Linked DNA regions of Homo sapiens: region 2 is linked to region 1. A link is a contact called in ENCODE Hi-C or POLR2A ChIA-PET data. All regions are on one chromosome and are shown on one strand. The core of a region is the stretch at or near the end of the contact, and the rest is flanking DNA. Distances in the headings are between cores, read along the strand shown.

Evidence for each region. Hi-C counts contacts between places; a loop is a spot of excess contacts on that map. ChIA-PET counts read pairs that join two places held with the same protein, here RNA polymerase II (POLR2A). Pooled maps may share reads with other maps.
Region 2: a loop to region 1 is called in a map of CD8-positive, alpha-beta T cell, with 7 times the contacts of the local background. The contact joins two enhancer-like sites. A Hi-C loop is called at or near these places in 1 of 168 maps with a recorded cell type or tissue (CD8-positive, alpha-beta T cell) and 5 of 50 pooled maps. POLR2A ChIA-PET finds 5 or more read pairs at or near these places in 2 of 52 experiments (activated CD4-positive, alpha-beta memory T cell and activated naive CD4-positive, alpha-beta T cell).

Annotation. Positions count from the first base shown.
Region 1 is chr15:38,647,969-38,652,781 of GRCh38, reverse strand. No RefSeq gene overlaps it. Among named protein-coding and RNA genes, the nearest start is that of LINC02694, 46 kb to the left of the region's middle. Within about 2 kb of position 1,366, at least 6 of the 41 ENCODE cell types and tissues checked have a DNase peak (open chromatin) inside an H3K27ac peak, as active enhancers do; they include CD8-positive, alpha-beta T cell, where a contact is called at or near this core.
Region 2 is chr15:39,622,972-39,627,840 of GRCh38, reverse strand. All of the region lies in intron 10 of FSIP1 (fibrous sheath interacting protein 1), which reads left to right. Among named protein-coding and RNA genes, the nearest start is that of THBS1-IT1, 39 kb to the right of the region's middle. RefSeq lists an enhancer at 3,976-4,065. Within about 2 kb of position 2,905, at least 19 of the 41 ENCODE cell types and tissues checked have a DNase peak (open chromatin) inside an H3K27ac peak, as active enhancers do; they include CD8-positive, alpha-beta T cell, where a contact is called at or near this core.

The DNA of each region.
Region 1 (4,813 bases), core at 117-2,616:
TCTGGATAGAGATTCAAACCCAAATAGACAGCACCAAGCTTCAAGCCAAATACAATTGTGAATAAAATAAATAAGTGAAAGTAATGGATGAATATTTTTATGTTGATAGGTATCACCAAGCTTATGCTCTCAGCTCAATGGCCTGGCCACACACTGCTTAAACCTCCGGGCTTGGAGACCAGAGCTGTCCCAGAATGCAGTGAGCGTGTATGTTCTACACCGCTGGCCTCGACCATTGCATATAAACACAGGTTTCACTCAAGCTGTTCTGCAAAGGAATATAGGAATGCAGGTTATTTACCAGTGAAAGAGTGTTTTAAGTGTGTTTAGAGGTGTAGACTGCGGTGGTTTTGCATATGTGAGGTAACCAATCATAGGATATGATTTTAAGGTCCAGAGCATGCTAGGGTTCTACCCACACTACTTCCCATTCATGAAATAGCTGATGCCTGAAATGCCCTGTGACCTTTACAATCATTTGGCTTAAGGGTAAGAATATTTCTAGAAGGAACAGTTCATTAAAGCTTATTAATTACCTCTAGAATAGATGATCCTATAGTATCAAATTCCTGAGAACTGTTTTGGAGGAAGAAAGAACAAAGGTTTAAGGTGCCTGAGGAGATATTTTAGAAAGAGAAATGGGTACAGTGAGTTCCCCTCACTTTTCTGCATCAGACCAGCTCTGGGTGAAGATGAGAATTGGAGAGGCAGGAAGAGAGGGGAGCAAGGGAATTGGGCAGTATGGATGACCTCGAGTTCCGCCTTCTCTTTCCTGCCCAGTTGCCCTTCACTTCAGCCTGCATGTTGCTGGAGCATAGACGCCAGACTGGGTTTGGTTATCTTTGTCACCTGGAGGGGAAGGGGGTGTGGTTTTATTTTAACACGGCTTCCTTTGCTGCTTGGGTGTTGCTCTCACAAGTGTTAACTTGCCCTGTTTGTTGGAACCGAGTAGTTGCTCCCTAAGCCCTTGTATTTCAGCAGAAAGAAGAAAAAAGCATCTCTTTGAAGGGAAGGTGGGTGAAAAAGAAAGCCACATTAAAAAGCCAGCCCGTGTTAAATTTGGGCTTGCTCCTATTTGTAAGAGGTTTAAAAATACCCTGGGCCCTTTTCTGCTTTTGCACGCTTATTTAGCAGTTTGCCCCCATTTCCAAGCAGCCCCTTGTAAAGGCGCTTCCTCTGCTCGTACACCAGCTGAGAGCTTTTGTACCTGTTCTCTGAAAGATTCAGTGGCTCTAGAAACTCCTGTTAGAAGCTTGAAGACTCTGGCCCCAGCTAGGAAAGAAGATCTGACTTCAAACATGAGAAACACTAATGAAGAATTCTTCATCCTGCTCCACCCACCCCAGCACACGCCCCAATCAAACAAACCTAAACCCACACTTCAGGGGTGTGTCCCCGCCACCCCCAGCTACTTATTCAAAGATAAGTTGACTTAATTGTTGTTGTGAGAGAATGGTGAAGTGTGCTTATTCCATGTGGGGTGGGGGTTTAAAACAGTTGAGCAAGTCAGGGAGCCATGGAGCTCTTCCTAGGAAATAAAATCCTTTGTGTGTCCTATAGGAATGAGTTTTAAAATCTGGTGCTCAAAATGGAACAACAAATGGGAGCAGACACCAGTAAAGAATGGGTTAAATATAATATGATGTAACCATAAATAGATAACTGAACAGTTGCAAAAAAAAGAATGAGGAAGCTTTTTGGGCACTGACATGGAACAATTACCAAGAGATATTAAGTCACACAAAAGCGAGGTATGGCACAATGTGGATAGCCTGCTGCTGCTGTATAAAATATCTCCCCTATACACACAGATTATCTAAAATCCACAAGACAGGATAAATTTTACACTGGCTCCCAGTGCCCTAGAAGGTTTGAGCCCCAGGTCTCCTCAAGTGTAACCTTCCCAATATTGGCCTTATTGACTTTCTTCCTCTTCCTTTCCTCATTCTCCTATCAGATTAGTTGCCTTTGGGAGGGAAACTTCATGCCTGGGGAACCAGGTCAGAAAGACATTTCATGGCCTATCTTTTTGTACTCTTTGCATTTTAAAATGTAAATGTGTTGCCTATTTAGAAAATAATAATATGGTTTAAATTAGGTGGTCAAAAGCTTAATGGAGTAGCAAGCCTAATTCTGGGGGTGCAAATCTCCCACCTGCCAATGGCAAATCTGGTTAATCCAGCCAGCAACCATCCCCTAGGCAGCCTAACAGCCTAGTGGCAGCAGGTACAACCTGCAGATTATCTTCAGAGGAATGTGGCAGCCTGTGAAGCACTCTGCTTTCTGAACCTGCACCTTTCAAATAGACTCCAGGATCATGCCAGGCTGGGTCAATTTCACCAGGCTGTCAACATCCCATAGCACAAATCTTAACATATAAATGAATTGGACTTCACAGGTTCTCAACTGACAAACTTTCTGGGAAAGGATTTTGGTCAGAAAGTTCATGAGCTTCTGGGTAATTCAAAATAAAACAAAATATACTATTGATTTTTCTAACTGTAAATTTAAGACTTGTTCAATGCAGATTACTTAAAGAAAAAAAAAATACACAAGGGCCAAGAATTCTCCTCACTGAACATGTTATTGGGGTCATCGCTTCATGGCAATGTATAGAGGTTGATATGGTTTGGCTGTGTCCCCACCCAAATCTCATCTGGAATTGAAACTTCCATAATTTCCACATGTCGTGGGAGGTGATTGAATTACGGGGACGGGTGTTTCCCATGCTATTCTCGTGACAGCGAATGAGTCTCACAAGATCTGATGGTTTTAAAAAGGGGAGTTTCCCTGAACAAGCTCTCTTCTCTTGTCTGATGCCATGTGAGATGTGCCTTTCACCTTCCACCATGATTGTGAGGCTTCCCCAGCCATGTGGAACTGTAAGTCCATTATATACCTCTTTTATAAATTGCCCAGTCTCAAATCTGTCTTTATCAGCAGCATGAAAGCAGACTAATACAGAGGTCGTCTTCTTGTTGTTTATAGCTGCATAGTATTCCACTGAGTGGACCTTCCATTGCCTTATTCAACCAATTTCCAAGCTTTTGCTATTATAAACAATGCTGCAATGTATAGTCACATATAAAAGTATTTGTGTAGTTTTACAACATATTTTTGGATAGATTCCTAGAAGTTGGATTACTGGATCAAAGGGAAAATGCATATGTAATTTTACTAGATATATCAAATTCCCATTCATGAGGCTTATGCCATTTTACATTCCCACTAGCAATGTATGGAAGCATCTATTTCACCACAGCCTCACCAACAAAATATGCTGTCAATCTTTTAGATTTTTGTCAGCCTGACAGGAGAGAATATTGTATCTCAATGAAGTTTGAAAGTGTATTCACTGAAAGTATGGTTGAGAGTCTTTTCATATATGCAGGATCCATTTTCCTTTCTTTTTCTGTGAACTCTCTGCTCATATTTCCAACCCATTTTTCATAGATGTGTTGGCTTTTTTCTTCTATATTTTTTGAAGCTCTTTACATATTATGGTTATTAACTCTTTGTGCTATAAGTTGCAAATGTTTCTTCCCAGTTTCTATAGCCTTTCAAAATACATATATTGTTAACCTCAGATGAAGAAACTAAAGGATAAAAGATTTAAGGATGCTTCCCAAGGCCATGAAATAAAAGCTACACACATTTCATTGATAACAAATTGTAGGTGCACAGTAGTTAATGACAAGAGGTCCCTCTGCAGACTCTGTCTGGATAGCAGTACATTTAGACTCAGAGCTCCAGAGTCCAGATCTACTGGATAATCTCAGGAATGTCAACTCTATGTGTGAGGCCGCTATTTCCATTTTTCTGAAAAACCAAGCAGAGCACCCTGTTTCCATTTTTATGGAGCTCATTTGTTCAATACCTTCATTTGTTCTGGAAACCCTCCATGTATATAGTGGAAGTCAGGCAAGGTCTCTCTGAGCGGGTGATATTTGAACTAAGACCTAAGACAAGCCGGCCATTGTGAAGATCTATGGAAGAGATTTCTGAGCAAGGCAAATACCAAGAGCTGAGTCCCTCAGAGAGAAAAGACATAAAATGTTCCAGAGAGGAACAACTGGAATACAAGGTGGAGCCCCGTGAATAATGGGGCACGTGATGGTAGATTAAGTTGACAGCAGAGGCTAGATTACACAGACTGTTCTAGGTTGCGTTACATGTTTTGGTTTTAACTATCTTTTTCCTCTGGCTGAGTCCAATTGTTTGTTTATTTATTTTTCCCATGAGTTAATTATTTTTACTCTGTCTTCAGCTTCTACTACAGGAAAACTAGCTCTCACTCCCACCGTGTACTCCTGTTAAAATTTGGAGAAAGCACTGTTCTTGTTCTCCCAGGACCTGGCAGCTCTTCTTCCTAGAGGAGAAAAGCAGATAACATACACAAGCACTTCATTTAGCACAGTTACACAAGAGGCAATTCATTCTCTATACAGAAAGGAAATACGTGTTCACACAGGCCGACACACGCAACCTGGGCTTTGCCCAACACAGACCAGTGATCATCCCTTGTACATTTGCAAGTTGCCTCTTACGCAAAGTTCATCCAGGTACTTTACAAGTTCCTTGTCGGGAGGAACTTTATTTATGTTTTGCACCCTTCATAAATTCTTAGGACATTGTTACATACTCAATAAACATTAGTGGCTGCTTACTTACTAAGTAGGTTTGCTTGGAGTTTAGCTATTAAGAAGCCCTATTTCAGCTGTCATGCCCATTGCAGGCAGTAGCAACAATTACAGAAGCCAAGGAAACTATTCAAAATAAATATTTCCTATGCTTTAGCACCCATTATCCCTCC
Region 2 (4,869 bases), core at 1,656-4,155, 970 kb before region 1:
TTGCTGCTGCTTCATTAGTGAAAGCATCACCAGAGAAACAGAAGTGGGGAACAAGAGAAGTGAAGCAAAGAAAGAGAGTAAATATAAGAGCTGTATCATTGACCTGACTACTGCTTGCTAGCAAGTACAGCTGATTGATCTTGTGGGACATATGCAGAGAGATGCCATGTGGGTGACTTGTGGGACACATGCAGAGAGATGCCATGTGGGTGACTTGTGGGACATATGCAGAGAGATACCATGTGGGTGACTTGTGGGACATATGCAGAGAGCTGCCATGTGGGTGACTGCACTTCAGGGAGTCTTTCTGGGGGAAAGTAACTCCTTCACTGCCTTCCCTCTCCCCTTGGTCAAAGTCTGCCCCAAGGGGCATGAATTCTCTTGCACTTCTGGTTTGTACAAGCCTAGAAGTGGCCAGCTGATCATCCCACACCTTATTAGCAACTCACACCTCATCAGCAATAGACAAGAAATCCTGGGAAGGAGCCAAGAGGGGCTTGCTGTACCCATGGGTGACTTGAGGGGCCATGGCAGTGGCATCAGAAGTGACATCCAGGTCTACACCTGTGAGAGCAGCACAGGCCATGTTAGATCTGCTCAGCCTGGCAGCAGGCAAGTGCTCAGCCCGGCAGCAGGCAAGTGCACAGGTCTGGATGATGGGTAATCTGAATCCAGTCACGTTGAGCAGTGTAATGTCAGTGCAGCCTGGCCGTTTGACTTGTGTATGCTGCTGGGAAACTTCTTGGGCATGTAAGGAAATACTCAGTTTTCTTTTCCAGTTCCCAGGGTTGAGCATCTTTTTGAGGGGTCTCTCTTATATGGGTGGGGCCTAGCTGAGTGTTCTCTGTGATTGGGGTGAGGGGGGAAGGGTCCAGATAGTGCTACACTAGTGAGATGCTTCTCACAATAAGAGGCAGAGGAGCTGCTGGTGATCGTGGCACTGATCAAGTATTAAGGGCTCATGTCTCTGGAAAGCAGAAGTCCTGGTACCTGAAGCCTTGTCTAACTGTATTCATCCATTTTCACACTGCTGTAAAAATACTACGTAATTTATAAAGAAAAGAGGTTTAATTGACTCCCAGTTCCGAATGGCTGGGGAGGCCTTAGGAAACTTAGGATCATGGCGGAAGGCAGAGGCACATCTTACATGGCAGCAGGCAAGAGAGAGAGCACACGGGGGAAACTGTCACTTTTAAAACCATCAGATCTTGTGAGAACTTTCTCACTATCACAAGAACAGCATGGGGGAAACCACCCCTGTGTTCCAATCACCTCCCACTAGATCCCTCCCTCAGCACATGAGGATTACAATTTGAGATAAGATTTGGGTGGGGACACAGAGCCAAACCATATCGCTGACCTACGGGCAGACTGTGCAAGGCCAGGTACTACCTTCCAGGCCATGCCACATCTCCACCTTCTTTCAGCACCAGTACAAGGTGGAGGGTTTTGGATACACTCCCCTGACCTGGCCTTAAATGAACCCCTGTTTGGGAAGATCCTTTACAGACACAGCACCTCCATCTTCAGGCCAGCTCAACACAGAAGACACATGTTGAAGATCCCAGAGACAGAGTTCTGAGGATACCTTCTCTTCAATTGTGAAGTTTAGATGATATCAAGCAAAGTATTTAAAGTTCTAGAGACTCCTGTGGGCATACATAAGTTCTTTAGGTTTCATTTATACCAGATTTCTCCAATGTGACTCATCTATCAGCTGATTTCCTGCAAGAGGGTGAGGTTTAATCTGGATCCATTGGAGGTTAAGGTATTTAAATAGCTAATGGCCTCCTTGACTACTGACCCCATCACAACCTTCCTTGACCCAACTTATCTCTACACAGTAAAAATAGGCATCATCAAACTGAGAGTACAGAAGGCCTTCACCCATGCAAATGATACTCATAACTAATAATAGCCAATAAACAGTCTTGCCAAGCAGTGGGAGCTAGCTGCTCTAAAGTAACAAACTGGATCTACTTCCCGGAGTAGGGGGTGGAGTAGGTTCCAGTTCCCTCGGAGCATGAGAACTACTCAATCAGGGGCCCCTTTTTAGGCTCTTTATGCAAATCTGTGCACCTCATCTCCTGGCCAGGCTTTTTTAGCTGGGAGTTTGGGGCAGAGGTGCCAGGCCCCCTCCAGCTGTAGAGCTGGGCCCCAGACTTGTTTCGGGAAAGGAAGTGATAGACATGTGATAACAGGGCCATTCCGGCGACTTGCTCAGAACAAAGGGCATCTGATCCAAGTGGACTTGCTGTCTCTACTGCTAGAAAACAGCTACTGTTGGCAATCCTCAAATGGTAATTGTCCCACAAAATGAAAACATAAGAGTCCATTTTCACCAGTCACCCTGTTAGAAAGCAAAGTCACCCTGTTAGAAAGCACAGTCTGGCTCTCCTGCCGAGCACCTCCACACTTTTCTGCTTATGTCCCCGGCAAGCCATGTTTCTAGCCCTTTTTCAAATAGTAGGACTTGAGAATCCTACCTCCTGCTTCTAGCTCCCTCGATCCATGCTCATCCCTAACTTACACACTGGGGTCCCGCTGGCAGCCCACCTCTCTCATTCTGGTACATAGAAACAGAAAGCTTGGATCCTTGAAGCCATGGAGCCAGCCCGGGCACCTGGGCCACGGGAGACGAGCCATCACAGAATGCCCAGGGCCACAGCAGCCTCTCACCAGGCAAACCCATAAGGCAAGCCCTGCCTCACCCGGCTGTTTGGGGAAGATGGGTAGCCTAGGCATGGGTGGGGTCTGATTCTGCACGGTGACTTTGCCATGCCAGGCCCCACATAAAAAGGGCTTCCCACACCACCACAACGTTCATGACCTCGCTTCAGAGCTGTTTGCCGTGACCTACTTCACACTCAGTATTATTCTGTCCACTGAGCCTCCTGGCTGCTGACCTGGGAGCTGACTCACTTTCCTGTTTACAGCCTTGCCTCAACCCTCACTCTTGATGGTGGTTTACATAGTTTCTCTGGCAATGATATTTGCTTCCTTTTTGACTAGAGTTCAGATTCTCTTCTGGCCAGACAGCCTCTGACTATTCTGGTGAAAAATATGCCAGATTGTCCCTGGCCCCCAGGACCCTTTGTCCTTGGTTTGGCTTCTTAAGAGCAGTCTACCTGCCGGACTTGCCTTTATATGATTGGGGTAGCCTCAGTGTAAGAGAGGAAGGTGGGAGAATGGAAAAGGGAGGGAAGGAGCTAGGAGAGGAAGGAAGAACAAGCCCTTTTCTCCTATGAATCCTTAGCGCCATTGATACAGACATTAAAATGAACACCAATTATTTTTCCCCCTTGATTTTTAGATGTGTTTAATCCAAAAGAGCTATAGCAAGTGATGTGAGCCTATTGTGAGCATTCAGACTCGATAGTGCTGTTCTGTAGCCTAACTGGAGTGCCTTTATTTTTCTATGCACAGGTAGGTATTTTCTGACAACTAGTTCTACATTTATATCTCAAATAACTCTTCAGTGAGTACCCAGATTTAATGAGATCAGTGAAGTTTGGAAACACTTCCATCATTAATCTTGTAGTTGACTATAGAACTAAATTAAGTGGCAGGTTCCTTCTGATGGTTACGTACTTCATAGTAATTATAGTTCAAAAATATGATATTTTTGAATCCCTGTTCTGTTGATACCTTCTTGTTTGGGAAATCACCTTACCCACAGCCCTGCCAAAACCTTGGGCTTGGATGGTTGTGTTTCTACCATGTGACCCTCAGTTCAGATGTTTGGACCAGTGGTGGACACTTGAACCTGACACAGGCAGTCCATCAACCTGGCCAGTGACCAACCAGGTTATCTTGCTTGAAAATTTAAGCAAAAGAATATAGAGAGCTAAAGGACATAGTCAGTTGTTGGTGGGTGTGATACTCTTACAGAGTCAGTTCATGCTACATAGGCAAGCTGAGGTTGTGAGAAAGCAGAAACCATCAATAAGCAGAGAAAGCTGGTTTGCAGAGAAGAGGATGCATCAGGCAGGCAGTGAGTGAAGAGATGACATGGACCCAGAAAGACAGATGGGGCACATGACTGGTGCCTGGTGGTTTCTCAGCTCTAGACTCTGAAAGGCCAGTCTATACTCTTATTTCCTGCTTGTCGTTGTCCATGAAATGACTTCTTTGATCTTACAGCAAACCTCAACCCTACCACCTCTTTTTTTGACATAAGGGTTTCTGTTCCTTATAGCCAAAAAACCTTGACTAAAATAGACTACTACGGAGGTGTTGCCAGTAGTGGTTGCAATAGAGAGCTATAAACTTATATCTTCGTCATTAAGCAAACGGTGGAATGTTTTTTAGTTGCTTATTTGGAAGTAGAACTAGGTGTCATTAAAATCTGTGTACATCCATATTCTCCTTGTTAATCATTTAGAACATTCTAGCTTTCCACCCTTTTCTCACTTGTGATAATGGTATTGGTTTCATAGGGTGGGTCTTTAGGAGTGCTGTTTGGGGGAAATAAAAAACACCCGAAGTAAGCTTACATCAAAGGACAAGATTGCTTCTGCTGGTTTATAATGGGTAGACTTTCTGATTATCTGCACCAGGGACATAATCTTGATTGCCTTGTCAAGAAATCCATTGCCCAATTAACTGGAGATTTTTATGGCTGGAGAAACTCCGGATATATAGCATAGGAGGTGGGGCAGGGATGAGAGTGAGGTAATCCACAGTCTGTGTTCCATCTCCAGCAATTACAAGTTGCATTCCTCATCAAATTTAGCTTCTACATCAAACTGGCATTTATCTGGGTGGAGATGTGTAAACAGTGGGTATCCTGGGAATGGAGCTGTGGCTGGGTTTTTTTTTTTAATGAGCTAAAAGAGAGGGCACTATATATGTTTGCATAAAACATAC